Regions from separate parts of the Homo sapiens genome. Here regions 1, 2, 3, 4, 6 and 7 are each linked to region 5. Evidence: chromatin loops called from intact Hi-C (ENCODE). Cell type or tissue: MCF 10A. All regions are shown on one strand. Links, peaks and the distances in the headings refer to the core of each region. The heading gives the core; the rest is flanking DNA. Region 1 has its middle 330 kb from the start of LINC00474. Region 2 has its middle 230 kb from the start of LINC00474. Region 3 has its middle 41 kb from the start of LINC00474. Region 4 overlaps ASTN2 (astrotactin 2). Region 5 holds the start of PAPPA (pappalysin 1). Region 6 overlaps ASTN2 (astrotactin 2). Region 7 overlaps ASTN2 (astrotactin 2).

Evidence for each region. A loop is a pair of places that touch in the nucleus more often than their neighbours do. Peaks named below come from ENCODE experiments on the same cell type or tissue, not always from the same donor. Only the 100,000 strongest peaks of a DNase experiment are listed, where the experiment ranks them.
Region 1: it touches region 5 in a loop (7-fold over the local background); 41 of 110 quality-filtered maps call a loop at or near these places.
Region 2: it touches region 5 in a loop (8-fold over the local background); 14 of 110 quality-filtered maps call a loop at or near these places.
Region 3: it touches region 5 in a loop (8-fold over the local background); 21 of 110 quality-filtered maps call a loop at or near these places.
Region 4: it touches region 5 in a loop (8-fold over the local background); 43 of 110 quality-filtered maps call a loop at or near these places.
Region 6: a loop joins it to region 5, with 8 times the contacts of the local background. A loop is called at or near these places in 80 of 110 quality-filtered maps.
Region 7: a loop joins it to region 5, with 8 times the contacts of the local background. A loop is called at or near these places in 44 of 110 quality-filtered maps.

Annotation. Positions count from the first base shown.
Region 1 is chr9:115,589,221-115,593,770 of GRCh38, reverse strand. No RefSeq gene overlaps it. Among named protein-coding and RNA genes, the nearest start is that of LINC00474, 330 kb to the left of the region's middle. In MCF 10A, for the core only: a CTCF peak has its summit at 2,090 (motif pointing left); DNase peaks (open chromatin) are centred at 2,000 and 3,490.
Region 2 is chr9:115,691,646-115,696,195 of GRCh38, reverse strand. No RefSeq gene overlaps it. Among named protein-coding and RNA genes, the nearest start is that of LINC00474, 230 kb to the left of the region's middle. RefSeq lists an enhancer at 4,060-4,550. In MCF 10A, for the core only: a CTCF peak has its summit at 2,046 (motif pointing left); DNase peaks (open chromatin) are centred at 1,985 and 4,295.
Region 3 is chr9:115,881,630-115,886,179 of GRCh38, reverse strand. No RefSeq gene overlaps it. Among named protein-coding and RNA genes, the nearest start is that of LINC00474, 41 kb to the left of the region's middle. In MCF 10A, for the core only: a CTCF peak has its summit at 2,276 (motif pointing left); a DNase peak (open chromatin) is centred at 2,249.
Region 4 is chr9:116,498,240-116,502,789 of GRCh38, reverse strand. All of the region lies in intron 19 of ASTN2 (astrotactin 2), which reads left to right. Among named protein-coding and RNA genes, the nearest start is that of ASTN2-AS1, 3.8 kb to the left of the region's middle. In MCF 10A, for the core only: no CTCF peak of the experiment used is centred there; DNase peaks (open chromatin) are centred at 719 and 2,309.
Region 5 is chr9:116,149,615-116,154,092 of GRCh38, reverse strand. PAPPA (pappalysin 1) reads right to left here and starts at 302. Exons shown (of 22, transcript NM_002581.5): 1 at 1-302. In MCF 10A, for the core only: a CTCF peak has its summit at 1,524 (motif pointing left); DNase peaks (open chromatin) are centred at 502 and 1,802.
Region 6 is chr9:116,569,791-116,574,340 of GRCh38, reverse strand. The region is part of intron 19 of ASTN2 (astrotactin 2); the gene reads left to right. It overlaps LOC107987014 (a long non-coding RNA gene), which reads right to left. Exons shown (of 3, transcript NR_171890.1): 3 at 4,411-4,550. Among named protein-coding and RNA genes, the nearest start is that of ASTN2-AS1, 68 kb to the right of the region's middle. In MCF 10A, for the core only: a CTCF peak has its summit at 1,993 (motif pointing right); a DNase peak (open chromatin) is centred at 2,020.
Region 7 is chr9:116,659,261-116,663,810 of GRCh38, reverse strand. All of the region lies in intron 16 of ASTN2 (astrotactin 2), which reads left to right. Among named protein-coding and RNA genes, the nearest start is that of TRIM32, 26 kb to the left of the region's middle. In MCF 10A, for the core only: a CTCF peak has its summit at 2,559 (motif pointing right); a DNase peak (open chromatin) is centred at 2,560.

The DNA of each region.
Region 1 (4,550 bases), core at 291-4,290, 560 kb after region 5:
ATGCCAAAGCAAACCAAAGTTAGTATATCAGCACCATCTAGTGGGTGATTTCAGTCAATGCACACACTAGAGGAGAAAACGGTAGGCAAAGAAAGTGTGTACCCCCCAAAGCTTTGGGAAGGCTGCGGAGGAAATAGCACTTATCAGAGAGAACCTTAGGCTGGTCATGGGGGCCCACACCTGTAATTTCAGGGCTATGGAAGGCTAGTGCAGGAGGATAGCTCGAGGCCATGAATTTGATACCAGCCTGGGCAACATGGCAAGACTCCAGTCTCTACAAAAAATAAAAAATTAGCCATGTATGGTGGCATGTACCTGCATTGTAGCAGCTATTCTAGAGGCTAAGGCAAGAGGACCATTAGAGCCCAGGAATTCAAGGCTGTAGTGAGCTGTGATTGCGATACTTCACATTAGCTAAGGTGACAGAGTGAGACCCTATCTCAAAAACAAACAAACAAACAAAGGAAAGCAAAGGAAACCTTAGCCAGGAGCTCTAGTAGTCAGCATGGGTCAACAGGTCTTCTACTTCAGTTAAGGCATGATGAAACAATTAGACCACAGAAACAGTCCAGACACTGTCTAGTTTTAAATCTCTCAGTTTCTTGGCCTGTGAAATGGGGATAATAATTCCTGCTTTAGAGGGTTGATGATGAGATTATATTATAGTATTAATCAGGATGAATTTAGAAAAGTACCTTATGTGGAAAATAATAATCCTTGGTAGCTACTGACTTGATGCCTATCATCTGTCTCCTTTGGATATCAAGCAGCCATTAATACTTTAGGTTTCCAAATAAGAAACTGAGGTTGAATATGGGTCAGTGACAAGTCCAAGGTCACACAGCCAGTAGATGGCAGAGCTGGAATTAGACCACCAGTGTGATATGCCCCAAAGCACTAGTTGACTCCACTGTACCAGGTATTAGATGCACAAAGTTTGCTCTTTTTCTTCACCCTTCATTTTGTTTCTTAAGATGAACATTTGAATGCTACAATGTACCTAGCTTTGTGCATGCACACAAATAAGTATCATCAGATTCTTTGTACAGATGTAGAAGCTGAAACTCAGAAACACTAAATAATCTAACAAAAATTAACAATTACTGAGAGATCTGAGATTTGGGCTCTGACTTTCTGATTATTGCTATAGACTATTGCTTTAATCCATCCTCTACTGACTCATTTGCTCATCATTCATCTCTAATTATGAAGTATGTTTCTGTTTCTGTTTACATCCCAAGAGTTGCTGGTTTATTTAAATGGACATCTGCATTTATTAAGGTCCCTGGCTCATCTAATTGCGATCTGTTTTTCTGCCCATAGAGGAATGGAGGGTTATCTTTGGTGTATAAGATTGTTTCTCAGACTCCCATCAGCTCAAGAAGAGCGATGTGTCCCATGAGGGCAGAGGACAAGCTGGCTGAATGGAGAGAATGTCATCTCTGAGCCTAAGGAGGGGTTACCGCTCCAGTTAGTCTTAAAAGAGGTGACGGAAGAGCCTTATAAAAAGAATTACTGGGAGAGTTTCACAAAAATAAATAAAGGCCACTCATGTTTCCCAAGGCTATACTTTGTGTCTATAAAGACCCAGGGACACAGAGCCCAAATGTGGTTTGTTTGTTTGTTTATTATTTATTTATTAGATACAGGTTCTTGCTCTGTTGCCCAGACTAGAGTGCAGTGGCACAATCATAGCTCACTGCAACCTTTAACTTCTGGGTTCAAGCGATCCTCCCACTTCATCCTCCTTAGTAGCTAGGGCCACAGTTGTGCACCTCCATGCCTATTTTACTTTTTTGTAGAGATAACGTCTCCCTATTTTGCCCAGGCTGGTCTCAAACTCCTGATCTAAAGCAATCCTCCCACCTAGGCCTTCCTAAGTGCTAGGATTACAGATATAAACCACTGCACGCAGCCCCAAGTGTGGTTTGATCAAAGTCAGTGAAAGAGCTTGGCAGTAGCCAGGCTCCGTGACTACTAACTTCCTGTTAGAACTAGGTATTCTGTCCAAACCCTTGGAGTATGACACACAGGGATCAAATTACCCATGGCGTGAAGAAATTGCTCTGCCTGGCAGTTGCTTCCCTCTAGTGGTCACTTTGCCTACAAGCAAGAAGATGCTTGGATTTGAATCTTAGAATTGAAAATCCAACAGATAAAAATAGGATGCTGTTTTACCAAGAAAGTTGGGTGTGGACCTCCATACACTCTCAGAGGAGTATGATGGCAACAACAGCAACGACATAAAATACAGAGGTGTGCTTGTATTCTGGTCTTTGCAAAAGTGTGTTTTGTGAAATATGTTAGAGGAAAAAAATTAATTAAAATATTCTGGCCGGGTGCGGTGGCTCATGCCTGTAATCCCAGCTCTTTGGGAGGCCGAGGTGGGCGGATCACGAGGTCAGGAGATCGAGACCTTCCTGGCTAATACGGTGAAACCCCGTCTCTACTAAAAATACAAAAAATTAGCCGGGCGAGGTGGCTGCTGCCTGTAGTCCCAGCTACTCAGGAGGCTGAGGCAGGAGAATGGCGTGAACCCGGGAGGCGGAGCTTGCAGTGAGCGGAGATCGCGCCACTGCACTCCAGCCTGGGCGACAGGAGCGAGACTCCGTCTCAAAAAAAAAAAAAAAAAAAAAAAAAAAACTCTAATCTGGGATAGATGAACACACACATAATTTCTTTTTAAAAAATTGAGAAATGTCGATATGTGTTGTTCCTTTTTTCTGCCTCATTTCATGAATTCCCATTTTAAAAATGGGACAGTTGAGGTCCACAGGACAGTCACACAGTGGTTAAAAATGGGACAGTTGAGGTCCATAGGACAGTCACACAGTGTTCCAATGCTGTGCTTATGCAATGACAATGTCTTTTGGAAATATGTATCAAGACAGAACCTCTATTGGCCTGTGTGCCTGCCTGAACTATGCTGAACAGAGACCCATGCTAACTGATAACATACTGTAGTGTGAACAGAAAATAAATGTATGTGAAGAAAAAAAGAACTTAAACAAGAAGTCCTCGAGATCTTTTTGTTATTTGCTTCTGCAGCATAACCTCAGTTACCCTGAATTCTATAACACATCTTTCATTAGCTAGCTTCTGTTTTGCTCCCCTCTGGTTCAAAGGGTACAGGGGACAAGGAGATGGGTCATTTATTATTCCTGATTGACTTCTCACTCTCTAGGCCCTGCCGAAGATTAAAGCTGACTTCCTTTCTCTTGGGGTGTTTCCCTGAACTCCTCAGAGGTTTCATGTTGGACACTCCTCCCCTGCAGCTTCTTTGACCCCAGGCTTTTCTAGCTATTCTAGGAGGTCTCTGGGGATCTGTCCTCATTATCTGGGCCTTCACACACAAGTATACCCCCAGTCTCCTTTTGTAAGTTTTCCTTCTCCCTCCAGGCAGACCTACTGGACAAAACCAACCAAGACTCCAGTGAGCTCTGTATCATTGGCCCACACATGTTCCCTGGGAAACAATCACTGGCTCCTTGCCCTGATGAACTTTCTAACTGCAGGTCAGTAGCAATGCAACAGTCTCTCCTGGCTCTAATTCAAAGCAGTTAGTCAGCTCTTCTTTTCTCTTTCATATTTACTGAAGCCAGACTTCAGTCTACAGTCAGCTTTAGATTTCTTAACATGACCTAATTGTGGCCTTTCATATCTCAGACTTGCAAGGGATGCATTCCAGAGTTCTTTAACTGGTATCCCTAGAGCCCCCCTTACTAGCTAAGCATTGGAAGATAGCACAGTATATTAGATAATAGGGAAGTCCAACTGCTATAACAATCAACCTTCAGATCTCTCTGTCTTGACTCAGTAGTGCTTATTTCTTATTCATGTCTCCATCCATGCAGGTTGGCAGCAGAGAGGGACCCTGTTTCAAGCTGTCATTCATGGACCCTTGCTCTTTCCATGTAGTGGCTCAGATCCTCCATGGCCTTTCAGTTCTCCTCTATATTCATTTCATTCAGCTGCAGAGGATGAGAAAAAGAGCATGTGAAGTATCACACAGGAGATTTTAGAAGCCAGACTTGGAAGTAGCATTTATAACTTCCACTCATATTTCTTTGGTCTGTTCATTGCAATGAGAGTTGAGAAACATAGTCTAGCTGTCTCCAGAAGAAAAAGGAACCATGTAGCATGTTTTAGGCAACACGTCACATTGTTTCTACTTCAGTCCTCAGCTCTGGTTACTGAATATCCATTTTACTATTCTTCCCATACATAGAATACACTCAGCTTGTTCCCAGGAGAAATAAGCCAAAGTCCCACTAAGTCACCTCATCTAGCTCAAGGTCCAAGATACTTCACTGATGCATAGTTTTCTCCATCAGTTCACAACATGAGTTCTCAGGTTCTGGGTAACTATTCAGAAAAGAGGTAAATAGGAGACACACAGCAGTTACTGGACTAATGCAAGTTTGAAATCTCGCTGGGGAGACATTGTGAAGGTCCTCTATGGAGAAGAGAGAAAGTTCATGGATAAGCCCTGATTTTGTTCTCTGAACAATACTTCTTTGGGCACTCATTGTTTTCAGTGGCTCTTGGCT
Region 2 (4,550 bases), core at 372-4,371, 460 kb after region 5:
TTAACATAATTTGTTTATCCAAAGTGACATGCAAAATGCTAGATCCATAAAATGACAATTCCACTTAATTTAGTAAGAGTAACCATAGGAATAATCATGAGATCCCATGGGAAAACCACTTTGGGGGAAGAGGATGTATCACAGGATTCTTCGAAAAGAGTAACCCATGAAATGAATCTTAGAGAAGGAGAAATCATGAGACAAAAGAGGGAAAGGGGTAGTATTCTAGACATAGGGATTTTTTGAGCAAAGATTAGAAGCTAAAACTAGCAAAACATATAAGGGATGCCAAGAAGAGTCAGTTGTGCTGAAACATGATGGGAAGAGCAAGGAGTGGTAGGGATGAGGCTGGGCAAGTAGGCTAGAGCCTGCATCAAAAAAGGTCTTGATTGTCATGCTAAGTTGTTCATACCATTTACTAAAAATGGAAAATCATAGAAATAATTGATGGAAAAAGTGATATGATCAGAATTGTGTTATTGAGAAAGACATTGCTAGTTACACTGAAACAACAATTAGATGAAATAAGGAGTTTGGAAGCAGCAATCTTGGCTTCCAATTCCTGCTTGGGGACTAAATTATTACATGGTATTGAGAACAAAAGTTCCCCCTTTGGATCTATCTGTTTAAGTGAAAAATGATTGAGTTGGGCAAGGTGATTTCACTGGGCTCTTGTAGATACAATATTTTATACTTATCTTTTGGTAACTGGATTATTTGATTATCTGCTCCTCAATTGTGTCATTGGAATAGTAGAGAAACTTATCTTTGGGTTTCCTACCATGTACAAAGAGATTGTATGATGTAAATGAGGTTACAGATATTTTGGAGAATGAGGAAATAGTCAAGCAAAGATGACAAATTGTCATTTTGTTTTCTAAATAAATAGCTAGCCCACAGATAATGAGGAAAATACAAGTTTAATGCATTTCCCCAAACTTGCATTTTCCCATTTATCTGTAGATAATTTCTTCTTCTATTGTGAAACATATCTTTGTGTGTGACTAATGTGGGAAGTCTTTGCTGGACCTCTATAGAGATGGGAAAATGCATTAACCTGACAAAGAATGGAGACAGAACTGTGTCACCTTTTTCACAACTTAGAGATCTAGTTCCTCAGAGCTGCAAGAAATGTTATAGATCTTCTTGTCCCATAGTTTTCAGGTTCTGTTCCTTATGACTTAGATGTTCTATGGAGGCACCTGAGGGATAACCTACCAAGGAAGAAAGCAGAGATGAGGAAGACAGCTTTTTTATTTCTTTCTCTTCTCCTAGAACCATGTTGCTGCCACACATTGAGAGCGCACTGAGAAGAAAGCCAAGTAGATATAGGTACATAGGAAATGGAGATGTGGATCTCTGATGACAGCTTTCAATTCCTCACCCAGCCATGTCTGACATGGTTCTTCCACTTAGATTTCCTGGTTATTTTAGGTAATAAATTTCCTATTTTACTTTTAAGCTTGTTTGAATTGAGTTTCTGTCCCTTATAAAGAGTTTTGAGAAGTACTTTATATGAGAATTTCATGTATGACTTTATTTAATAAAATATTTTTCCACTGTTTATCATTGGGAAAATATAAATTTGGGAACCACTGATTTCATGCAATGTAATCTTTTTTAAAGGAAGTGACTGAAACAAAATCCAGGATTATTTCCCAAAGTTACACATCAAATACATGGCACTGTTGGTGCCAGAATGCAAAGCCCCTGATGTTTGTAGCTGCTCATCTCACTCTAGTTATCTTCCCACATGCACAATATCACCACTTATCTCCACGCAACATCACTGTGACTTACCAAATATCGAGGAATAATATTCCCACACTGACCAACAGGAAATCATTTGAGGAAGAAGGCTTATCCATCTCTATAGAGGTCCTGCAAAGACTTCCCACATTAGCCACACATAAAAATGTGTTTCACAATAGAAGAAAATTTGCTCAATCAACCAGACAGTGTGGAAAGACCTTGTAGGATTCTTGGAATCCCTTAGCCCCAACAGGGGCAATACTGCTTGGACACCGTTAGTGATGTGTCATCATGGTACTGGAGCACCACCTCCTGGTTGTGTTGAAAGTTTAATTTACCTTTTCTAGTTAAAGAAGGTCTGGTATTTACTAGAAATTTATGACCTTGGAACTAGAAGGGCCTTTAAGAATGACCTGGTCCATCACTCTTCTTTCATGGATGGGGAGATAGGCCAGAAGAGGAAAAGTGATTTCCTCCCACCATAATAACCAATTAAGAGCAGGGACACAATGAGAACCCAAATGTAGTCTCCCTTTCCAGTGCCTAATTCTATGGTTGTAAAAGTTGATAATTTTTTAGTGTAAGAAACCAAAAAGAGTCTGAATTTACCTGAGGAGAAGAAACAATGAAAGTAAGTACAAACAACTTACAGAATTGAGAGGTCATTGAACAATTGAGTCACAGGCAAGAGACAATTGAGAATCTAGATAGAAAGAACCGTAGGCATTCTGTTCAGGAACTATCCCAATTCACATGAATCAGCTTTAAATGTTTCCCATTCACGCATTACTTCACTCAAGATGTATATCCTAAGGAAACAAAGACTGATTGGCCTAGATTGAGATACTTGCCAAGCCATGGTGTGAAAGTATAAGAGCCTCTGACATAATTCCATCGAAACTTTGTAGGAACTACCCCTATAGGGAGAGGTATTTTCTCAAAGGAAAATTCAATGCTGTTCCCATAAGAAAAGGGAAGGGAGCCGGGAATGGTGGCTCATGCCTGTAATCCCAGCACTTTGGGAGGCTGAGGCAGAGGAATCACCTGAGGTCGGGAGTTCGAGACCAGCTTGGCCAACATGATGAAACCCTGTCTCTAGTTAAAATAAAATTGGCCAGACGTGGTGGCATGCGCATGCATTCCCAGCTACTCAGGAGGCTGAGGCAGGAGAATCGCTAGAACCTGGGAGGTGGAGGTTGCAGTGAGCCGAGATCATGCCATTGCACTCCAGCCTGGGGGACAGAGCAAGACTGTGTCTCAAAAAAAAAAAAAAAAAAAAAAAAGAAAAAAAAAAAGAAAGAAAAAAAGAAAAGGGAAGTGATGCCAGTGAACAAAAACAACAGATGTCCAGTGCAGAAACAAAGTCAAGTTATTACTCAGGCATTTTCAAACTAGTGTCGTGAATCATCTACTCATAGACCAGAACACAAAATTCACATTTAAAATCTTCCTTTGCATTGTAGATGCCCTAGCTCCAAAGCATGGACAGCCATGACTTTACCACCTCTGAGTATCTGATACACCTGCTCCTTGGCACTTTCTGTTCCACTGCTTCTTGATATTGAAATGACATCTGTTTTACTTTTAGCTATTTCAGGAATGACAAACCAGGTCACAGAATAAGACCATATAATTAATACCTGGGCCTTGCTGTTGATGGAAAATATGAGGGGCTCAATAGAAAAGCTCCAAAACCATAGCATTTCTAAGGCCTCTCTTCTAAGAGGGGGTTCCGTCTATTATATGGAAGGTCTCCTTTAGTACAGGGCTTTTCTACTTTGGCAAAGTTGACATTTTGGGCTGGAAATTCTTTGTTGTGAGAGGCTGTCCTGTCCATTGTAGGATGTTTAGCAGCATCCCTGGCCTCCGCCTACCAGATGCTAGGAGTACCTTTTAGTTGTGACAACTAAAAATGCTGGTTGACTTTGCTGATTTTCTCCTAGTGAAGGTGACAGGGAGTGTGTAATGTATTCTAATTGAAATACATTACAGGCATATGTATTTGGAGGTGACCCCAGGATAGGTAAAACTAATTTCATTTTTTTACCCCAGAGGGAACTTTTTATCAGTCAACACGACTCAACAGTGGGAGACTTTGCCTTGGAAAGTAAGAGGTGTTTTAGGGATATTTAGCTGAAGCTGGGTACATACCGGTTAGTGATGCTGTTGGGAGTGGAGCAACATCAGATAGATGGTTTTTTTTGTTTGATTTTTGTTTTGTTTTATTCTTTAAAATGAAAAAACCCTCAGATACAGTTATTATATCATTTTATTGCTCTTTGTCCAATAGATATGTGTTTCTGTTCAGTTCTTTTTGTTACAAAGAAGCCAATAGAAACTCAATTTAATGCACAGAAAGGAGTACATGTGAACTGGATATGGAAAAGAGAAGTCATAAAAACAATTAAGGTATTCTATAGGACCCGATACTCTCTCCATCCCTCCTTCCCTCAGGGAGCCCACAGTCAGTCTTTTAAAGTCCCTCTGACCTTTTCCTCTATTGTCCTCTTCCCAGCAGCTGGCTACCTTTGCTTACTCACAGTCTTTGCTTCCTTAGGACTTGCGTTGGCAGTGACTCATTAAGGCAATTCCAACATCTTTCTCTAATTAGTATCCTTGGGGATTTAGCTACTAACCTAAAATTTCTCTCTTTCCGTTGTTTCAAATTCTAATTTCTGAAAAAGAAAAAAGAATTAAAAGTTAGATTATCCTTCTGCATGTCTGCATGTGACAGCAACATAGGTAGTTGGTCTGTGTCTAAATTTGCTGTATTTGTTACTGTGTTGTTAGTTACAAAT
Region 3 (4,550 bases), core at 279-4,278, 270 kb after region 5:
ATAGATGCAGAGAAAGGGGGACTCTTATACATTATAGATGGAAATCTAAATTAGTACAGCCATTATAAAAAACCATATGGAGGTTCCTCAAAAAATTAAAAATAGAACTACTATATGACCCAGCAATTTCACTACTGGTTATTTATACAAAGTAAAGAAAACCAGTATATCGAAGTGATATCTGTACTCCCATTTTCACTGCAGCACCGTTCACAGTAGCAAAGATAAGGAAACAACCTAAGTGTCCATCAGCAGATGAATGAATAAAGAAAATGTGTTAAATACACACAATGAAATATGACTCAGCCATAAAAAGAATGAAATCACATCATTTGCAGCGACATGGATGAAACGGGAGGACATTATGTTAAGTGAAATAAGCCAAGCAGAGAAAGACAAATATGGCATGTTCTTATTAACATGTGGGAGCCAAAGAAATTGATCTTATGGAGGTAGATAGTAGAATGATAGGTACCAGAGACTGGGAAGAGTAGAGTAAGATGCAGAGATGTTGGTCAGTGGGTACAGACATACAGGCAGATAGAAGAAATACATTCCAGGGTTTGACAGCACAGTTGGGTGACTATAGTTAACAACAATATATTATATATTTCAAATGGGTAGAAAAGAAGATTTAAAATGTTCCCAGAACAAATGAATAATAAATGGTAGAGGTGATGGATATCCTAAATACCCTGCTTCAGTGATTACACATTGTGTGAATATATCACAAGCACTCCATAAATAGGTACGATTAGTATGTATCACTTTAAAAAATACCCACACCTATAATGATTTAATTTTATTCCCCTCCCCAACATTGGTGATTTTACTTGCTGTGGAGATTTTTACCCGTGGGAATTTTCAAATTTGGGATCAGAAAATCTATCTACTCTTGAATATCACTCTAAGAAATTCAGTGTCCCAAGTGAGGTCACTTGGCTTATTTGAGCATTAAAATACAAAACAAAACTAAGTTTCATCTGGGCACATGATTTGTTTTTTTTTTTTTTTTAACTTTTCCTACTGAGAATCATTGACTCTTCCTCTGATGGGAGAGCATTTTTCTAAAACAGTATGATGGCATTTCTTTTTCCCTGAAGTCCCAACCTCAGAGCTTTCCAAAGAATAAACATTCCACATTCAGTCATTAGGGACTCCTCATTGCACAGCCAACGTTTTGCTATAAAGGAATCTGAACAGAAGCAGAAGCAGTAGGAGAGGCAATTCAATTGCTAACAAACTTCATGACAGGAGGATATTAGATGATCTAGAAAATTAGGATGTTTGGCTTTGAGAAACACCGGGAAACTGAGGCCCAAAGAAAAGTAACTTTTTTTAAGGCACCTCAGAGAGTGACAAACCTGGAATGAGAAGGAACCCTTGTGTATTAGTATTGCAGCAGAGCGATGTCAGGAAGCTCATCCAGAGGTCTGGATGCTACCAATGGACTTCAGAGACCACTTGACTTCTCCTAGAGTCAGAAACTAAGCTGGACCCTGATTTCTGTGGAGGAGCCGGAGAGTGAGAGTTAAGGTAAGGGTTAAGGCAGCCCAAACATCCCTGTTCCACCTCTATAATCTTGAAAGTCAATGTGTGAGTTCACAGTGGACATATAAGAGCAGGGCAGGGTCCTCAGTGTCCCTTTGTCATCCCCTGAGTACCAAAAATTGGGCCAGGGTCCTAGTAAGGGCACAACCCAGCCCCCAAATTTGTTGGCTTCTTGTTAATTGAGTGAGTGAGAGATAAGGGGGAAAGTAGTTTGTGCCCCCATTAACTTCTAATATAGAGCTGAAAAATCTAAATCTATGCAAGTTAGGAAAAATAAACCAATCCTCCAAAAACAAAACAAACAAACAGACAAAAAACCTCCAGGATCTTCTACATGGCAAGCAAAATAGGCACAATCCCTGCCCTCATGGTGGATATATTTGAATTTCTTATACTGATAATTCTTTAAAATACACATTGACATATTTCACACTTTGTTAAATTGAGGGGCAAGTTCCATTACCTGGGTGCTTAATAATGGGTAATGCATTTCCCTTTCTGATTAGTACTTGGGTGATTTATGTTCTATACCACAACTCGCTCAGGCAGGTTATGCCTTGTTCCTGGCCTCAATATCATCATCTGTAAAATGAACAGATTGTGATAAATATCCTCTTAACTCCCAGGTGTGGAATGAATATCACAGCCTCACCTGGGAACAGGGAAGCAAGTTTGTGGCATTTCACTTTAATCTGCGATGCCACCTTGTGGTTATCAACACGGACCGCACCAAGGACAGGGAAGAGTGTGCAACACAGCAGCCCACATCAGAAGATGTCCCTTTATTCTTCCCACCCCTGAGGCTGGATGCACTAAATGGGAAACAGGAGTTTCCTTTCAAGTCCACATCCCATAACCCTTGGAAGCCTCATCCTGCATAGAATCACCAAGAGTGAACTCTAGTAACACAGTTTGGGGCTTCCTGGAGTCTTGCAAAATGTGTCCATCCCCATCACTCCACACTCACATGTCTCTCCTTAAGTCTGCTAGATGATGACAGATGGGACCAGGCTGGGGCAAGACACTGGAGACAGAGATGGAACGAAGATAAGCCAACTTTCCAGACCAAACTCCTCTCACTCAGGCCATGGGAAAAGTAAGTCATTTCCAGGGTCCAGGAGGTCTGAAGATATTCAAGCTTCTGATTCCCTTTACTTTCTTCATATAACTATATGTTTTCTCATGAATACATTACAAAAAGGGGTTGTCATATCTTGGTGTGGCTGTGTACCAGGTCCCTGACCTCAGGTACATACCAGTCAGCCCTAAAACTGTGATGCCCTAGTTCCAAACACCATACTGCCAATTAGAACACACTGCATGTGGAGCTCTCAATATGGTGAACTCAAGTGTGTTTGCACTCTGGTGGCAGAGACACTAGGCTTGCTGGGGGAGAGAGAGCCAATTTGAAATTAGCTGGTCCTTAAAAAATCAGGAACTCTAAGAATGCATTACTTTGAAACAGGAAGCAACAAGGCACAACAAAACAACAATGACAAAGCATCAGCTCAGAAATCCTCATGCTGCACTTGGCACTGGGCTAAACAAATTTAACATGTGTTGTTTTATTTAACCCCCTACAACATTATGAAGTCACTACTTTTATTATTTTAAATTTCATAGTGGAAAAAGCCAAGGCTTGCTAAGGCAAATGTAACTTGGCCCCAGTCTCCCAGCTAGGAAGTGGTGTCACTATTATTTTGAATCTCTTTCCAACTTCAGGTTTCATGCTCTTCCAACACCCAAAAGAGCATGAAGCAGGGAATTCAAAGACTTCTCTTCTAGTTCTTACCCACTTGTCATGAGACATTGTACCTGTACTCCACATCTTCAGCCTCTGGTTTCCTTAGATCTAGAATGGAGATGATACAAAGTTAGACTAAAGGCAAAATGCCGGATCACATCATACTGTGAAGTTCCTCCTAAATCTAGGACTGAAATTTGTAGTATATCAATTGACATTGAAGTCAAAGGTTGCAAACCAGCAGCCTATAAGGGAATTCAGTTCAACAATTTGATTCGTTTACTCTGAAATCTGTTACAGATTGGAAGTTTAAAGATTTTGGGTGGACACGACTCTCCATTTCATCCTGGTTCTTATTTCTCTGTGCTATCCTATGCAGCTCAGTTGTCTGCTTGACCTCACTGGTGGACATGTGATTACATGGTTCTTGGTTTATGTCAAATCCAAGGTTTTGTGTGTTGGTAATCAGAGTGCAGGCCATTACAGAGGCTAACTTCACTGCTAGCCTCCATCTAGATTATTTTATTAAGACATTGTTGTCCCAAACTCTGTTGTTTTCTCTGGGCAGCTTATGAGCAACTCAGACTAATGTTATACTACCACAGGAAATATTATGACCTAAATTTCAGGAGACCTGAATTCTGCTTCAAGTTGTATGGTTCTGGGCAAGCTCATGAATCTCTCTGAGCTTCAACTTTCCCATCTATGGGAGGCTTAGAGTAAACGTTGAAAACTTCTGTGTCCCGGCCGGGCACGGTGGCTCACGCCTGTAATCCCAGCACTTTGGGAGGCCAAGGTGGTTGGATCACGAGGTAAGGAGATTGAAACCATCGTGGCCAACATGGTGATACCCAGTCTCTACTAAAAATACAAAAATTGGCTGGGTGTTCTGGTGTATGCTTGTGGTCCCAGCTATTTGGGAGGCTGAGGCAGAAAATCGCTAGAACCCAGAAGGCAGAGCTTGCAGTGAGCCAAGATCCAGCCACTGCACTCCAGCCTGGCGACAGAGCGAGACTCTGTTTCAAAAAAAAAAAAAAAAAAGAGAGAGAAAACTTCTGTGTCCCTGTAAAACTGAACCTTCCATTCTGATTGGCTAAGCAGCAGCCTATTAATTTAGATGCATGCGAGTGCTGTATCTTTAATAACTTTGGTCTCACACATAGGCTTTAATTGACTTGGGCATTTGTAGTTTTTAAAAGCTCCCCAGGAGATTCTAATGTGCAGCCCAAATTGAGAACCACTGTGCTAAAGTGTG
Region 4 (4,550 bases), core at 398-4,397, 350 kb before region 5:
TTTCCTTCCATCTTCCTTCCTTCCTTCTCTCCTTCCTTCCCTCATTCATTCATTCATTCCTTCCTTCCTTCCTTCCTTCCTTCCTTCCTTCCTTCCTTCCTTCCTTCTTTCCTTTCTTCCTTCTGTTTTTCTTGTTTGCCTTGGTCTTGGTCTTTCTGACCCCGATTTTCTCTGTTTCTCTCTCTCTCTCCTCACCAACTCCTGTCTATGTCTCTCTATTTCTATCTGTCTTTCTAGGTCTCTGACCTTCTATCCACTTCTCTCTGATTGTCTTTTTTCTGCATTTTTATTTCTGGTTCTCTGTCTTTGGCCCTATGTGTTCTTATCTATGTCTCTCTCTTTCTCTCTCCATTTCTCCTCTGTCTCTCACTGTGGCTCTCAGTTTCTGCTTCAGTCTTTCTGAGTATTTTCTGGCTGTAGTTCTCTCTTGGTCTCTTTCTCTATTTCTCTCTCTCTCTCCTCTCTCTGTGTGTGAGTGTGTGTCTTTGTGTCTGTGTGTTGTGTGTCTCCTCTCTGTGTTTGTTTTTTGTGTGTGTCTCTCTCTGTCTCTCTCTGTGTGTCTCTATGTCTCTCTGCCTCTCTGTCCCTGTCTCTCTGTCTCTCTCTCTCACATACATGCATGCATACACATACACACACACACACACATTTGGAAATCTACCTCTCTCTGCCACCTCCCAGGTCCCACCTCCTTCTCAATGATTCACCTCAGCCTGGTTAAATGGTGTTGCTTGCATGACCAGAAAACCTGACTCATCTTTGCTTGGGCCTTCTCCCCACCCTTCTGGAGGCTTGTTGCCTCCAGGGATGGAGTGGGGAGGGGGATATGCTTTTTGTGTGTGTGTGCAAGTGCGAGTATGGAGGAGAACTGAGTTTGGGGAATGGGATGGGCTCAGGACCTCATTCAATCCCACTGGTGCTGTTTTTTTTTTTTATTATTATACTTTAAGTTTTAGGGTACGCGTGCACAATGTGCAGGTTAGTTACATATGGATACATGTGACGTGCTGGTGCGCTGCACCCACTAACTCATCATCTAGCATTAGGTATATCTCCCAGTGCTATCCCTCCCCCCTGCCCCCACCCCACAACAGTCCCCAGAGTGTGATGTTCCCCTTCCTGTGTCCATGTGTTCTCATTGTTCAATTCCCACCTATGACAACAGGTGCTGGAGAGGATGTGGAGAAATAGGAACACTTTTACACTGTTGGTGGGACTGTAAACTAGTTCAACCATTCTGGAAGTCAGTGTGGCGATTCCTCAGGGATCTAGAACTAGAAATACCATTTGACCCAGCCATCCCATTACTGGGTATATACCCAAAGGACTATAAATCATGCTGCTATAAAGACACATGCACACGTATGTTTATTGCGGCACTATTCACCATAGCAAAGACTTGGAACCAACCCAAATGTCCAACAATGATAGACTGGATTAAGAAAATGTGGCACATATACACCATGGAATACTATGCAGGCATAAAAAAGGATGAGTTCATGTCCTTTGTAGGGACATGGATGAAATTGGAAATCATCATTCTCAGTAAACTATCGCAAGAACAAAAAACCAAACACCCCACTGGTGCTTTTGGGTTCCCAGAGATTGCCTTTGGGGAGTCCTGGTCAGACTTGGGTTTGGAGCTTGGGTTCTTCTCCCACCCTAGGGGAGAAGAAGAAAGACAAATAGTCTCCCTTATCTACTGAAGATATCCCAGCTATTAGTTAATGGCAGGCTTTGAGGTGTATATTTAGAAAAGGGAGGGAAGTTTGGGCATTCAGCTGTTTTTAATCTTGGGACACATAGTTTGTGCAGTTCTGGTTTGGGAGGATCAAAAAGTGCTAAATACATGAGGATAATTCACTTTCCCTAGTTTGTTGAGTTTTTCCTTTCTGCTTACACCACACAAAGTGTTTCATGAATTGGTATTTTTTAAAATAACAGTGATAATAGCAAAGCTGCTGTTTATTATTTACCATACGCAAGGCAATGTGCTAGGTGCTTCCCATACACTATCTAAATTAATTCTTATTTGAGTTCATTGATTCCCTAGAGATAGATATTTTCACATTCATTTTACAGATGTGGAAAATGAGGCTTAAAAAGATGACGTCACTTGCTTAGAATCATTTAGCAAAGCCAGAATTCAAACCCAGGGCTGAGCACAATATTGTCTGTTCTGCTGCTTTTCCCTCTCAAAGGAGATTTGATATCAGCATGTTAGTGAATTGAATTGCCTAACATGTTTGGAGGGACACAGTAAGGGTGGGTTCCTTGTTAGCCACTGCAGGGGGTGGCTGTAAGCCTGTATTAGTCATGGCTCAGCTCACAGCCTGGATGAGAAGACAAGAGCACAAGCTATAGCTACAGCAGCACGGGATCAGGGGTTAGAAATGTGTGATCTGGTTCCAGTACCTCTTCAGCTACCCACATTCCTTTCCGGAGATTCACCTTCCCCTAAATGGAAATTTTCACTTCCATTGTGCTGTGCCCACCTCATCATGCACTTGTGAAGCTTAAATTTAATGAGGTGGTGGAGGCATACATTGTAAACTAAAAAGGGTTTTACAAAAGGAGAGGGCAGTGGAAAGAGAAGAGCAATCCTCACTGCACAGGGATAGTAGAGTCAAAGGGTTAATGGGTAACCAGTGTGGGTGGCTGAGGTGCTGTAGCAAAGGGTGAGGCTGGGCAGAAACTCCAGGGTTCGTCAGGCATCAATAAGCAATCATATCAATTAGGGAGATTTCCTGGGGTGTGGTGTCTGGCAGATAGATAAAGTGATAGAGAAATATAGAGGAAAATAAACAGGAGTTAGGTGGGTTGCAAGACTGAATCAGGTAAAGGCTGGTGGAGAACTTGATGAGCATTCTTTTTATTATGGTCCTGTGCTTTGGTGGATGAGGAGATGAACTTATTCGTACAGAATCTCATAAGAAGGTAGGGGCACTGACCAGTCCCCTGAATCTCTACTCAGTACTCTTTTACATAAGACCCAGTGGCCTCATGGGATTGCTGTTTCCAACACAACTCCAAGGTTGATGCATAATGAGGTCCTAGCATCCCCCCAATCTTCCACCCCATGGGCTTTCTTCCAGCAGGTAAAGGAAGCCATGCTTATTCATTGACTCACTTGTTCTGCATAAGCCTAGGCACTAGGGCTCAGGTGGTGACTAAGACAGGCCAGGTACCTTACCATAATCCTCCCAGTGCATGAGGGGAGGAAGACAACTACATATGTAATTACAGGACAATGAGTTATGGACTATAATAGAGAGGGACACAGGGAGCTGTGGGAACTCAGTTGAGGGGCCCTAAACTTTGCCAGGTGAAGGCAAAGAGTGACCAAGAAGAGCTTTTTGAAAGACATTGGGTATGAGCAAAAACTTAAGGGATGAACATTAGTTGTCCACACGTGTTTACAAAACCTTGACTGAGTCATGAGTACCTCTCCGGCATCATCCCTGCCTTGATTCATTCAATCGACCTTTAATGAATAGCTACTGTGCCCCCCACACTCTGCTAGACACTGGGGAAATCATGAACAACATGGACAAGGCTTCTAAACTCATGAATTAATATTTTAGTAATAAAAAGCAAATAAAGAGGTAAATAAAGTGACAAACACAGTAACTACAAATTATCACTAGTGCTTGGAATAAAATCAAGAGTTCTCTGGTGGGGCATAACTGAGAGTGGGCAGTTTGGATTTGCATTAGTCGGGGTGGTGCAGAGGATTCTAAAGGGATGGAACTTCAGCTGAGATGATGGAACAGAAGCAGCCAGCTCTTTAGAGAACTAGGGAAGAGTTATGGAAGCTCTAATCTCAGGAATACATTTTCCTGCAGCATAGCATCCTCATACCCCAACTTTTTTCTTCGTGTGTGAAGTGAGTTAGTGTATTGGCATTCAAATTCTGCTTTGTTTAAGATGGCTATGTTTCCAGGTTATTAAAGATCCTTCACTATCACATTTTTTGTGCCCTGCTATGTCCTTGGAGCTGAACATTGGCATATGTATCAGAAGTACTGACCTGGCATTTTTATTACCTTACCTGGCACTGTGTGAATTTTCCTTAGCAACATCTACTGACATATACATCATGTTTTGCAGATTATAAATCCTTTAATGGATTTAATGTACTCTTCTTCACTTTCTTGTAGAGTAGATACTGACATCCTCCTTTTTTTTTTTTGAGGTAGGGTCTCACTCTATTGCCCAGGCTGGAGTGCAGTGGCACAGTCACAGCTCACTGCAACCTTGATCTCCTGGGCTTAAGTGATCCTTCCACTTCAGCCTCTCATATAGCTAGGGCTACAGACACATGCCACCACACCTGGCTGTTTTTTGTTTTTTGTTTTTTGTTTTTTTTTAGAGATGGGGTCTTGCTATGCTGTCCAAGCTGATCTTGACCTCCTGGCCTCAAGTGATCCTCCTGCCTTAGCTTCCCCAAGAACTGGGATTACAGGCATGGGACACTCACTGTGCCTGGCCCTGATATCCTTATTTTAGAGACAAGGAGACTGAAGTTCACAGAGACAGAGCAATTAAGA
Region 5 (4,478 bases), core at 6-4,005:
CTTTCTTCGCTTCTTCACCCTTCTTGGGCGAGCCCCCCTTTCCACTTGCTTTTTTCTTTTCTTTCTCGCTTTCCTCCTCAAGGTGTGTGCTCCACTCTCCCCACCTTTGAAAAATACAGCCCAACTCCTCCTGGTTGGCAATTAATTTCTCTCCCCGCTCCTTTATCTGCCTTATTTTTCCCCTAACAGCTGGTTGCCTTCCTCCTTGTTTTATTTCATTTTATTTTATATGATTTCTCGCTCCAAAAAAAAGCTCCTCTTAAGACTGATCCGCTGAATTCCCTCCCCCCAAAAGATGCTCTAATTTATTTATTTTTTGCGTCCTTTATAACACAAGCCACAGCCCCCTTCTCCCCCCCCAAGTCCCCCCTCCCCTCCCTCCTTCTTCTCAAAATGAAAGGAAAGAGGGGGAAAAAATCCCTCAGAAGATGAGTAAACAAGCGTATGCTAATCTGCTCCCCAGCGCTCCACCTTCCCAATTGAATGAGTCCCTGTTAAAACTGCGGGGATCATGACTAATCAATCAGTTTGGAGAGGCCGAGCTATCCAGCTTTCCTTCACTTTGCCTTTTGCCTCCTTTCCTTCGCTCCCGCTTCTCCACCACCCCCTCCTTTTCTCTCTCTCTCTCTCTCTCTTTTTTTTTTTTTTTTTTTAAGGAGACAATCTTAAAGTAACAATTTAATGAAATTCTGTACACACCCCCTTACGGTCCTCCCAGCTCTCATTCCTGCTCAAAACACACATTCCTGTTTTTGTTTTGTTTTGCTTGCTTTTTTTCCCTCCCTCACTCCCCCCACTTATTATTATTATTTCTGATGGCAGGAGAAAAATCTGTCTCTTCTCTTAGGATCCCCTTTGCACTTTGCTGGTAAACCTCATCCTTTTCTGTAGCACATAAAGAGTCTTGAAACTTGATTCTTAGATTTTTTTTTTTAATTCTCTCTCTCTGTCTCTCCCTCCCTCCCTCTCCCTCTCTTTCTCTTTTTCTCACTCTCTCCCTTACTCTTCTTCCCGCTTCCTCTCCCTTTACCTCTTTCCCTCTTCTTTTCCCTGTCCTTTTCCCTCTCAGAATTTCCTTAAAGTTGTACGATGATGAACCATTCCCCTCTTTTCTGAGCCCCCAGATAAGGCTGGCTTCAGCTAACCCAAATGTTTCCAAAGTTCTTATGGAATCATCAGAAGAAAATAGAAGAAAGGCACTGTCCAGGACATCTGCCTTTCAGAAGCTGTAGTCCTAGTACAACTGGGTCTCTGAATTTCCCCGAATACTCTTTAAAATACTCTGTTGGTCATTAGAAATTATTTTAATTTTATAAGAAGAAAATGAGAGAAAAATATTAATTTGCCTAATGTTTTCAACTTAAGCAATTCAGGTCCTCTGAAATTGTTAAAGTCACAGGTAAGGATCTGACCATTTGCTGCTTTGTAGGTCTGTTTTTGAACTGGGACATACATGTAATATATTTTTTTCTTCTTTTTTCCCCCTCTTTATAGAACTCAAAAGCTCCCCCTTATGGCAAAACAGATCTTCTTTTATTTTGTCCAAGTGTTTAATAAGTCAAAACATGTTAGCAATGGTGGATTACAAGCTATTAATTACCAATCTATTCCAATAAGGTAGTGATAAAAATATTCTGTGTGAAGTTTGCATGTGAATAGCGTGCTGAAAGTCTGCGATAAAATTAACTCCACTAAATTGTAACTTTCTTCTTCAATTGCTCTTATCTTCCGAGCTGCTCCAGATCTTTCTTGAGAGCTAGGAACATTGCTACACGCTTCAGGAAGAGAGAAAACCAAGGAAGAATGTTTGTTGGCAAAAGTATGACGATTTGTCGGATGAGCAAATGACTCAGACATCCCCTCTATGAAAGCTGGAATGCGATATATGCAAAGATTATGGAAGCTTTCTGAAAATGGGAGATCTCAGATTCATACCTTCCTAGTTTAGAAAGAAGTTGCTGAATAGTCTTAGACTAAGAACGTTTGAACTCTGTTTCTGTAGTCATAAAATGAAAATAGCACAATACCCTAAATGTGTTTCCAGAGACTGGCTGGAGGAAAGAAAATCTTGGGTGCACAATGTCATGAATAAAGAATTTGCCTAAGCAAATCTTTGACTTTTTGCAACTCCAAGTCATCTGTAAAAGGTTGCCATTGGATAAAAAGAGAGCTATGTTGAACAACATAAATTGTATCATTCAAAATCCCCCTTCCTCTCCAATAGAGGTTGGACCATGACTACTGATTTACTTCAGTTGTGGCAATTAGGCATTTAGAAACTGCATGTCTTCCAGGGGGATTTTAAGTCATTGTATACAATAATTTTGAATATTCCTAGACAACTGGGAATTATTCAATTCTCAGACCAGCAGTGGGAGCACAAGATTTTTACTTCTCATTTCCTACTCCCTCCAACACATATCAGTTCACTGGCCTTGAGTAAGACACTTCATTTCTCTTCCCTTCCACTTCCTTACCTTTAAAATGGGAATATCTACTTGGCAAATTTATTTTGAGGACAAGATATGCTCTGGGGTATAATCTTTTGTAAACAATAAAAATGATATACGAATACCATTTGTTCTATTGTTGTTGTCAAAGACAAAGTGCTCCTCAGGTTCTTAAAGACAAACAAGAATTGAGGAGGCCAAGTTATTTCTCTCCTGTAGGAGGCAGGAAAACGAAGGGACAACGAAGTTCATGTCTTATGGGTCCTTGAACTCCTTGATCTCCGTCCTCAAATGCACTGGGATCATTTGGCAAGACATTTCACTCATCCATTCATTGAACATACATTTACTATTTGTTTCCATCTGTCTTGGAAGCCATTCTAACTCTTTATGCATATATGTATGTATGTATTTGCTTGTTTTTAATTGAGTGCATAAAATTAGATGAAATTTAATTCTTGGTTCATGACCCACCCTAACCCTTGATCTATGACTGACATTCATATATATATGTATATATAAAAGACCTTCATATATATATATATATATATATATATATATATATACACACACACATATATATATATATATATAAAATGTATCATGTACTGCTATCCCTTTTTTACTACAATACTTGATCTTTTATGGATGTGTTCCCTCTCTTTTAATCATTTTTAGTAGAAGAGCAATCGTTTCAATGTCAGGTGACTCAGGATCTTATTCTGCTTTGTGTAGGATCTTTAGATCTCATTCTGTTCTAATGTAAAATGAAAAAACTGGAATCAAATATTCTTAAGATCACTTCCAGATTTGAAATATAATGTAGCCTCTAATTATCGGAGTAAGGCAACAATTCCCATCTAGTCATCCAATATTCAGTTAGTTTCCTTCCTTCCAGCCCTCCTCCCCAGGGACTCCCTTAAGTTCCTGAGGATTTTTTCCTAAAAGGTACTTTGACTCTGTTTCTTCGCTCTTATGATATACTCCTTCAGTGTTCATTTTGTTTGGTAATTACTAAAAGCGTTTTTCCAGAAAGGACATAAGATTCTACTGGAAGTTAGAAAAGTAACATCAAAGTAGAGCCCTAAAGATTGAGACTGATTTGAATGTGGGTGAGGGTGGTTAAAAGTACATCTCAGAGTCACCCTGACCTGGGTTCCTATGACTCTCAGCAAGTTGCTTAATTTCTCTGAGTCTCTGTGACCTTACCATGGAGTTGTCATGAGGATTAGATTAGTGTGTTGCATGACATAGTAGGTGCTCAATATATAAGTACCCTCTTTTCATTTCCACAGATCTAATTTTTAATGGCCCTTTGAGCTTTTTTTCTCAGCTTTTCTCTGGAGCCAGAGCCCTATGTACTTCTTATGTCAAGCCAGATGGATAATTCTCGTCTTAGAATTCCTAAAGCAAGCATCGTCTGTCTCACAGAATCTGGAACTCACTGAGATAGGATCTCCCATTGTTCTTAGTGTAGTGTCCTGCTTATATCTTTCCTCCAAGATTAGAATCCTTGAAGGGTGAAGACCTTTAAAGGCAAGAATCTTCAAGGGCCAGTTCTGTCACCTGCTCAGAGAATCTTCAACTGACTGCACCCCTCCCCGAGCAGCCTGAAGGGCTCCCTCCTCTGGGCCCTTGTAGAACTGCTTCTGAATTTCTATCGGCACACCCTCAAAGCAAACTCTCAGGCAAATTATATATTGGCATGCTTCTTTTTTCCATTTGGGTCAGAGACTGTTGCATTCATATTTGTTCTTTCCCAACTGCCTAGCTCAGCGCTGTGCATAAAGATGTTTGTCCACAACCCCTGTTGAATTTAAGTGTATATATTTATATATGTTGTATAGCTTCTTTATTTTCTCCTGTGGTACCAATCATGGTGCTATGATTCTATTAGTTTCTTAATAAACAATTAATTTAATTTCTTTGTTTTCTCTGCCTCAGTTTTCCCAGATGATGCATCTGTGAACACCCTGACAGATATAGTTCATCAGTTGCTCAAGTGAAGGTCACTAAAAAGAATGTAGG
Region 6 (4,550 bases), core at 242-4,241, 420 kb before region 5:
AAGGCCACATTTCCTACCTTTTTCCTTCTTACTTAAGGCTTGGCAAGTTAGGACCCATGGGCTGGCTGTCTGTTTTGTAGATAAAGTTTTATTGGAACACAGCCATGTCCTTTTATTTACATATTATCTATGGCTGTTTTCACACTACATGGCAATGTCAAGCACTTGCAACAGAGACTGTGTGGCTCACAAGGCAGAAAATATTTACTACCAGCTACTTCATATTTAAAAGTTGCTGACCTTTGATCTAACTAAGCTTCCTCTATCCTTCAAAGCATAGCTAAAATTCACTTCCCCTGGGAAGTTTTCCCCGATTCTCCCAGGTCTCACTCAGTCCTCTCACCTTGGATGTACAATGCCACTTCTTGTCCACATTTTTTATACCATGTTTCTCTTTTTTATATGATTTTAAAAACAATTCTAAGTACAACGTATGGCTTTGGGGACAACTGCCACATTTTATACTTTCTATAAAATCATACTCACAGGAGTTGGCAAAGTGGAAGTTGTATATGGTTTATAGAGAGGTGCCTGGTATTGAGTGTTGCTGTCACTGACCAATGCCATAACTTGGGACAAACCACTTCACTTCTCTGAGTCTCTCTTCTCATCTGTCATTTAACATGATAACATAGTACCTACCTGTGTAGGTTAGTACAAGATCCAAAGAGATTAACTAAAACAAACACACAAAAGCAAAAGCAAACAAACAAAAAACATGATTCTTGTAGTAAATAGTTATTTAATAATAACTGAATTATGCTACTTGGGGTCTTGCTTTGCCCATGTGTAAATTTAGAATTTTGTCCCATAACATTCTGGAAAAAAAATCCATTATTCATATCTTTTGTGAAATGCTGAGTACAGTCTCCTCCTTTCTTAGAAATTCATAAGACATTATCATATTAAAGGCTCTGAGATATCCCATGAGAAAAAAAATCTGTTTAACTTTATTTAATCCTGTATTTTTCAAATTTATTTGGCCACACCTTCAAATAACTATTAATGTCTCATGGGAGGTAATGTTCTGAAGAACACACTTTCGACCAATTGGGCCAAGTGGTCTTTTGGTTCACCTGGAGCTGTCATCCTGAGTTAAAGAATAGCCATTGCTTATCAGAGCCTCTTCTTTAATCACCAGCACAAGGAATGCAATGAAAACTCATGTTTTTGCATAAAATGGTGCCTTTGGTTGTGTTTCTTCTATAACGCAGGAAATAGTAAATGTGTATATTCTCAAACCCCACGATATTAGCCATGCAGGCTGTTGGATGTTCTGCCTCCTGATGTGTGTGTGTGTATATATGTGTGTGTGTGTGTGTGTGTGCATGTACCCACATGTGTGCACGCATGTACCCACATGTGTGCACACAGCACCTTTCTCTTCCTCTTGAGGCTGTCAGAGTCACGCACCTGGGGCATTACAAGTCCTGGGTACCTCTATAACTATTCCCTTTCTTCTCACAAGAGTGCCTTTGACCTCTTTCTGTTAAATCCCCTAGAAACATTTCAGTCCTCCCTCTTTCTGGAACTGGAACCCTTGGGTCTCCACCTTGGGTCCCTGCTGCAAAGGGGAAATTGGGGTCTTGGGAAATTATTCCCAAGGGAAAGCGTGAAGTCATTGGGTAAGCATAGATTTGAGATTCTGACTTCCTCAAACATAAATTGGGAATAGCTGACCCTTTCACCAGTGAGGGCTAGCACACATTTTGTTGGCTTATGCCCATGGGGCTGAGACCCAAGTAGGCGGTCAGGGAAGCCTTCCTCACCATCTGCTTAAGACGCATCTGCCGAATACTCAGTATCTCAGTGCACTTATTCACACCCTCTTTCATTCTCCAAAACATCTCGCTTTCAACGGCAAATTATAGGCGACCCTACCCATTCCTCTCCTAAAGTCCCTTATTAAGAAGGCTGGAAGTCTCAGGGGTGAGCAGCAAGGGAAAGAGGAAGTCTGTTTCCAGTGGTGTTCATGGCCCATACAGCCAACAGAGGGCGCTCCCACACCACGCAACACTGGGGTCCAAGGATCCAGGCAGGCCCTGGGGAAGGCGGCCAGCTGACCTTTCTCCAGGCTGTTCTTGGGTTGCCAGAGCAGCGGAGGTGTCAGCTGAGAGTGGTCACAGCCTGGGGAGGAGAAGGCAGGGAGAGAGGCTGGGGCACCCGAAGGGGAGGAGGAGCTGGCAGGGAAAACACACAGACACATTTCACAGAGGCAGAGACACAGGGGAACACACAGAATATGCAGTTGTACCTACAAACAACAAATGCAACATACCCCACACAGACACAGCATGCAGCCAGGGGATTTAGAGAAATCATATAGGGTGCAGACTCACAAATGAATGCAATCCATCCCATACAGGTATACACAATGCAGTCACCTCAGCCAGCTAAACAAAAACAAAGGCAACACACAGATACCAACACATATAAACATGCATGTGAGCACATCACCCAACAGGGACATTCAAGCTATGTGCAGCCAACGAAAGGCAGATAACAAAGAGACACGGTCACACACACACGGGAAGCACACAGACACATACAGTAGATCCACAACACATACAAAGTTACACACCATGGGGATAGCATGCCACGCACAGACAACACACAGCTTGTACTCAACACATGACAGATGCCTCAAGAGGCGTATCATAGATAAACAGCACAGGCACACAGATGCGTAAACATAGCCACCTTCCCACAGGCATACTGTAAAGATATACATACCGTGTGCCACATGGATCCACCCAGCACAAACAGACACAGACACATTAGATGGCATCCACTCACGTAGCACCCACAGCACAGCACACACCAAATACTCACACTCACCGTATGGACATAACTCCACATGGATCAAAAGCACTTGTAATTCAGTAAATGTTTCTAAAAGAGAAAAGAGGGAGAGGCCAGAAATAGGGAAAGAGAAAGGGTTGTGAAAGATGGAAAAAGAGACAGAATAGAAGAAAAGTGAGAAGACCCAGGGAAGGAGGGCTGGAGTCCAGATTGAGTGCTCAGCTTGGTCTCTTTCCCCTCTCTGCCTCGGTCATGATAGCAAAGAACAAGGTGATTTCAGGTGGCTCCCTTGGGGAAACCACATAGACTTGATGGCTACAGTAGGAGCTGATGGTGCCCCAGGGAGAGGAAACCACCAGCGTGGGGCCAGGGATTGTGCCTCAGTCTCATCTGGGGCAGTGGCACCGAATCATATCTGAGTCCTTGCAGCTTCCATTTCATCTCCAGGGAGATCAGCTCCAATCTTCCCCATCTCATTTAATCCTGACCTGTGAGTGTCTTACTGTTCATATCTGACTTTCTCTAGGCAGCAAATGTTGCAAAGAAACAATTACCAAAACTCTCAGGATGTATCTCCTTCTTCCTTTTAAAAATATACCTTTTTTAAAAAATAAAAGGAGAACATGTGAGTGATCCTAACAGAGCTTGTTCTGCCAGAAAAGACAGGACAGGTCAGGATGGTACAGGATTCAGCAAAGGTTGCTTATTATGTAACTAAACAAATAAAACTTACTTGGAATCACAGGATTTTGAGTGAAACAGATTCAGATGAGCACACTTTCTCAAGCAACCATCCTGGCCCAGATCAATGCAGGGTGCTGGGATATAGAAATAACAGACTCAGCCGGGCGCGGTGGCTCACGCCTGTAATCCCAGCACTTTGGGAGGCCAAGGCGGGTGGATCACGAGGTCAGGAGATCAAGACCATCCTGGCTAACACGGTGAAACCCCGTCTGTACTAAAAATACAAAAAAAATTAGCCGGGCATGGTGGCGGGCGCCGGTAGTCCCAGCTACTCGAGAGGCTGAGGCAGGAGAAAGGCATGAACCTGGGAGGCGGAGCTTGCAGTGAGCCGAGATGATGCCACTGCACTCCAGCCTGGAGCCGGGGCGACCGAGTGAGATTCTGTCTCAAAAAAAAAAAGAGACTAAAAGCCCTCATGTTAAAACCTGTAGAACAATAGGTGATAGAGATATAAAATTTAAAACTTATACAATAAGAGAGAAAGGGTTAAGTAAATATATAGGATTTGGTTATTCTTATATTGATAAGGAAAGAAGGGGCAGAATGAACATTAATTGTAAACCCACTATATGAACTGTGCTGGGCACTGTATATCAGTTATCTCAGTTAAAGCTCATAAAACAACTTTGGAAAGTAGAAATTATCAGCTTCATGCTTCAGATAAAGAAAGCAAGGCTAGAAACGTGAAACCACCTGCTCAAGACAACAAAGTTAGGGAGCCCAGATTCGAACCGAGTAATCTGCTTCAAAGCCCCCTGACTTTTCCACCCCATGGTAATAAGCATCTCCAATGACTTTTCACATCTTGAGCAAGAGCCAACAGAAGCAGGAGACAGACAGTCAAAGCAAGGAGACTCTGAATTAGACGGCATGACGGAATACATTAGACTCTCCAACCAGTCAGAGAAACCTTGGGCTATGAACTTGCTGGTCATTTCCCCAAGGCCTTGCATGCTCCAGTTTCTGGGTCTGGAAAGAGGTCTCCACTTAGGTATCAATATGCT
Region 7 (4,550 bases), core at 330-4,329, 510 kb before region 5:
TGTTAGGATTTATAGAGACCAAAGGGCATAATGTATGCAAATCAAGTAGCAGAACATCTGTCCTGGAATATGTGCCTGTAAAACTGCAGCTACAGTTAATATTAATTTTACTGATTGCCTCAATATAAGACAGGAAATCTCTATGAGTTTCAGCCCTTTTATATTTTGTTGAGTGGGCTCATTGATCCTTCTCCCTGCCCCTAGCAGCAGAGTTACACCGCAGAGGGGAGCTAACGGAGAAGTAACTCAATCTTGAACATGTTTTCCAAAAGTAATGCCTGGTAACATGTTTAAAGGTTGTCTTTTAACATGAGTATTTTTAACATTTTGTTAAAAATAGTTAGAAATGTGAAAGCAAGACTGTGAACCCCCAGGAAAACAGTAAGAGAGTGTTTTCTAATGGTTCCCTTAACTGACTAATGGTTCCTAGATGACTCCAGCTGATGTTCATACCCTCCTGGATGTTTGAAACTGGCAACCTCCCCCTGGCCCCAAAGTGGCCTCCTACTGGCCCCAAGGTGGGCTGGTATACCTTGTTGGTCTGCTCTCCTGCTTCAAATATGTTCAAGTGGGACAATCTGGGAGTCTTTATCTAAAGCAGGTCATTAGCATCTCAGAGGCCTCCAATTCCGTAAGCCTTGTCCAAGAATAATCTTTTCTGAGCATTTCCTCTTTGACCCCTAGCCTGAGAAGTGATTGGAAGGAGGAGGAAGGAATTGGGAAGGAACTAATCTTGGAATCCGTTCTTGAGGAGTAAGTTTTAAACACAGTTTTCAAGAAAGTAAAAGAACTTGATCCCAAGAAAGAGAAGGCGTTCTCCTATTAATGATCCATCTCAGCTCCTTTGGACAGAAAAGGGGCTTTGGAGTCAGTCTTTGAATGCCTAATGACCTTCGACTGCAGTCTGTCACTTCTCGGAAACTCTGTTTTTTCAGCTGTATATTACAGTTGTAAAAAATTACGACATTACTTGTCCAAGGCACTGTTGTGAGGATTCCATGAGATCCACAATGTCTTGTGTTTGGCAAAGAATAGAAGATTGGGAAATATGATTTTCTTTTCTGTCTTCTCCCTTTACCAAGCACTTTTCCTATCACCATCTTAAAAGCAAAACTGCATTAAAAATAAGACTATGTTGTTAGAATAATACTAATAATAGTAATAATAACAAGAACTGGCATGTTTTGGGTGGCTATTAAGTGTCTGGCATGACCCTACATTATTTTTTTATTTTTTTGAGATGGAGTCTCACTTTCGTTGCCCAGGCTGGAGTGCAATGGTGCAATCTCTGCTTACTGCAAACTCTGCCTCCCAGGTTGAAGTGATTCTCCTGCCTCAGCCTCCCGAGTATCTGGGATTACAGGTGCCCACCACCACACCCAGCTAACTTTTGTATTTTTAGTGGAGACAGGGTTTCACCATATTGGCCAGGCTGGTCTTGAACTCCTGACCTCAGGTGATCCGCCCACCTTAGCCTCCCAAAGTGTTGGAATTACAGGCATGAGCCACTGCACCCAGCCCGTTATCTTAAATCTCAACAACTTTATATTGTCGGTGATATTCGCCTATTTTATACATAAAAAGCAGAGACTACTATGAGGAAGAAGCTTGTCTATGGTCACATGCAGGGCTGTGGCTAGCCTGTAAGTTACCTCTTATATGAATTAGGAAGAGGAGCTCCTCTACTTGTACTCAATTGCAGGAGCACAGGCATGGCACGTGAAGCTGAGGGTGGATTTAGTCCCCATCCACCCTTTTGCCTTGTCACCTTTTATATATATATATTTTTTTCTTTTTTTTTTTAATTTAAGTTCTAGGGTACATGTACACAATGTGCAGGTTTGTTACATATGTATACATGTGCCATGTTGGTGTGCTGCACCCATTAACTCATCATTTACATTAGGTATATTTCCTAATTTTATCCCTCTCCCCTCCCCGCACCCCACAACAGGCCCCGGTGTGTGATGTTCCCCTTCCTGTGTCCAAGTGTTCTCATTGTTCAATTCCCACCTATGAGTGAGTCACCTTTTTACAGAGCTCAACTTGTGTAACTATACAAAGAGGGCCTGGTTGCATGCCTAGTTTTGACCAACTGAATTTCACATCCAGATGTATATGAAGTTCAGACCGCATCCATTCCATTACCACCTTGGAATTTTTTCTCTTACTGTCTTCTTTAAGATCCTGCTCCATCAATTATCTTTTCTCTCTGCCATATCTTAAGCGTCTCCTTCTCCATCTCTGTTTTTTCCTTCCCAGCCAATACGTCCCATCAGGTCTCTACACTTGAGTACCACAAGGATTGAAACAAATTGTTATTCATATTTTCCCCCCTTGTGCCTAGCTGTAAACCTGGCACTGAATAGGCCTTCTCAGCAAATGCTCTTTCAGAATTCTTTTACTCATCGCACTAAGCTTCCTTGTATCATAGCTAGCTTTTACTGTTTCCCTGGCTTCCCTCAGTGGAAGTTGCTTTGCACACAATGATCCTTCTTTGCCAAGAAAGGATCAGAACAGAGATTTCCCCAGAGCAATCATCTTAAGTAGGCACTAGAGGGCAGCAGGAGATCACATATGACCTTTTTTTTTCAGCCTCCTGTTACTGGCCACAACCTGCCTTGTCCCAGGAGGAAGAAGTAAATGTTACCCTTCAATGCCGACTGATTCCTGATTCTGGCCAAGACACTGGCCAGTACTAGGCTACTGGGCAGTGTCCAGGGGTCCCTTTCCCACAGAGAGTATGACCTGCCTCAGAAATTTAACTGCTTTCACTTGAAGACAGGTGTCCTCTTGCAAGTTATACTTTATCACTCTGTGCCTCAGTTCTCTCATTTGTAAAAGGGGGCAACAATCCCTACTTTGTAGGATGGTGGAGAACTGTGAGAGATCATAGGTGAAAATGTGCTAGCACAACATCTTTTGTTTTATTCCTAGAGGAGTTGGATGAGGAGTTAGTATCCCCATTTTACAAATGAACAAACTAAGGTTGGAGAGGTGAAGTGACTTGATTAAGATTTGAAATCAGGTAGTCTGACTCAACAGTTTTGGACTTACGCATTCAATTCTACCCTGGTCTACTGTCTTCTTGTAGGTAGAAGACAGGTAATTTAAGGGGAAATTTTTGACAGTTAAAGCATCAGGCAGGTTTCAAGGGAAGATTTACAGATTCAGACATGTACAAGAATTGAATAATGCTAGGATGAATGCCAGGGGCTGGAACAAATGACCTCTGATGATGCTCTTGACACGCTAGCATTGGATATTTTTCATTAAGTTCTGATTCTCATTTATCCTCCAAATAATCCAATATTTAGGTACTAAAATTATTAGCATTTTACAGATGAGGAAATGGAGGCTTAGAGAGGTTAAGGTCTTGTTCCAAGGTCACCCAGCTAGAAAACAAAAAAGATGGAATTTAAACTCAAGCAAAACACTGTGCTATAGCTGCCCCTCTGTAATTGTGCTTATTACTTATACATTTAGGGGAAGAGCTTGCAAATTCACTTAGGTTAGGAAATCAGTTGTCCTAGGGTTTGGCAGTTTTATAATTCTGTCTTCTTATTTTTGGAATCTCCACTGTTGCTTTTCTTTCCATTCCCCAAATGTGTGTGTGTGTGTGTGTGTGTGTGTGTGTGTGTGCGCTTGCAATATGAACACAACACATACATCACAACATACACATACTCATACATATATACCTTCTCAGAAGCCACCCAACAATGCCCTATGGTTCCTGGGATAGGAATTTCATCTACCTAGTTAGTTAATTGTTTAATTGTAGTATGACCCCACACCCCAACTAGAGTCCAGGCGTGAGTACTGTAGATAAGACATCTAATAGCATAAAGTACATAACTCTGGGCTTGGGTCTGATGCTTAGGATGAGAAGTGTGGTTCCTGGATGAGAAGTTAGTCTAAGTTTAATAGAGCCTTTCCACAATGGAACTTGAGGCCTAGAAAGGTACTGATTTCCACATCTTTAGAAATGTCCAAGAATAAATTGGAGGATTATTTGGTGGTAAATGAAAAATTAGATGGGATTTCTGACCAGGTGACCTTTAGAATGCTTTCCACCCAGGAGACCCTATTAGCCCATGGAAATGGGTGGAGGAGATTGGGGGCATTACCTGGGGGTGGGAGGTAATGGGAAGATACAAATATTTGGAACGGATATGACTCATCCTGTAGGAGTGAAAACTGGTGCTGAAAGTTTTTCAGAGAGGAAATATGGACAGTGGAAAGAGCAGAAAAACTGGGTAGAAACAGCTAGACTAGTTGCTAGCTGTGTGACTTTGGTCACGTTACTTTACTTCTCTGATCTATCAAGTGTACATTAATAAAATAAAACAAAGACCAACTGTCTTTGGGGCTGTGGTGATAAATTGGGATAGTTGGTCTGAAGTCTGATAAGCATTACACTAGTGGGACAGGAGTCAGATTTATGCATTCATTTATTCATTTGTTCATATATTTACCTGCAGACTGTCTACATGATATCAAACAGTGAACTCTGTGCTTGGAATGCAAATGTTCATTAAAAATGGCCA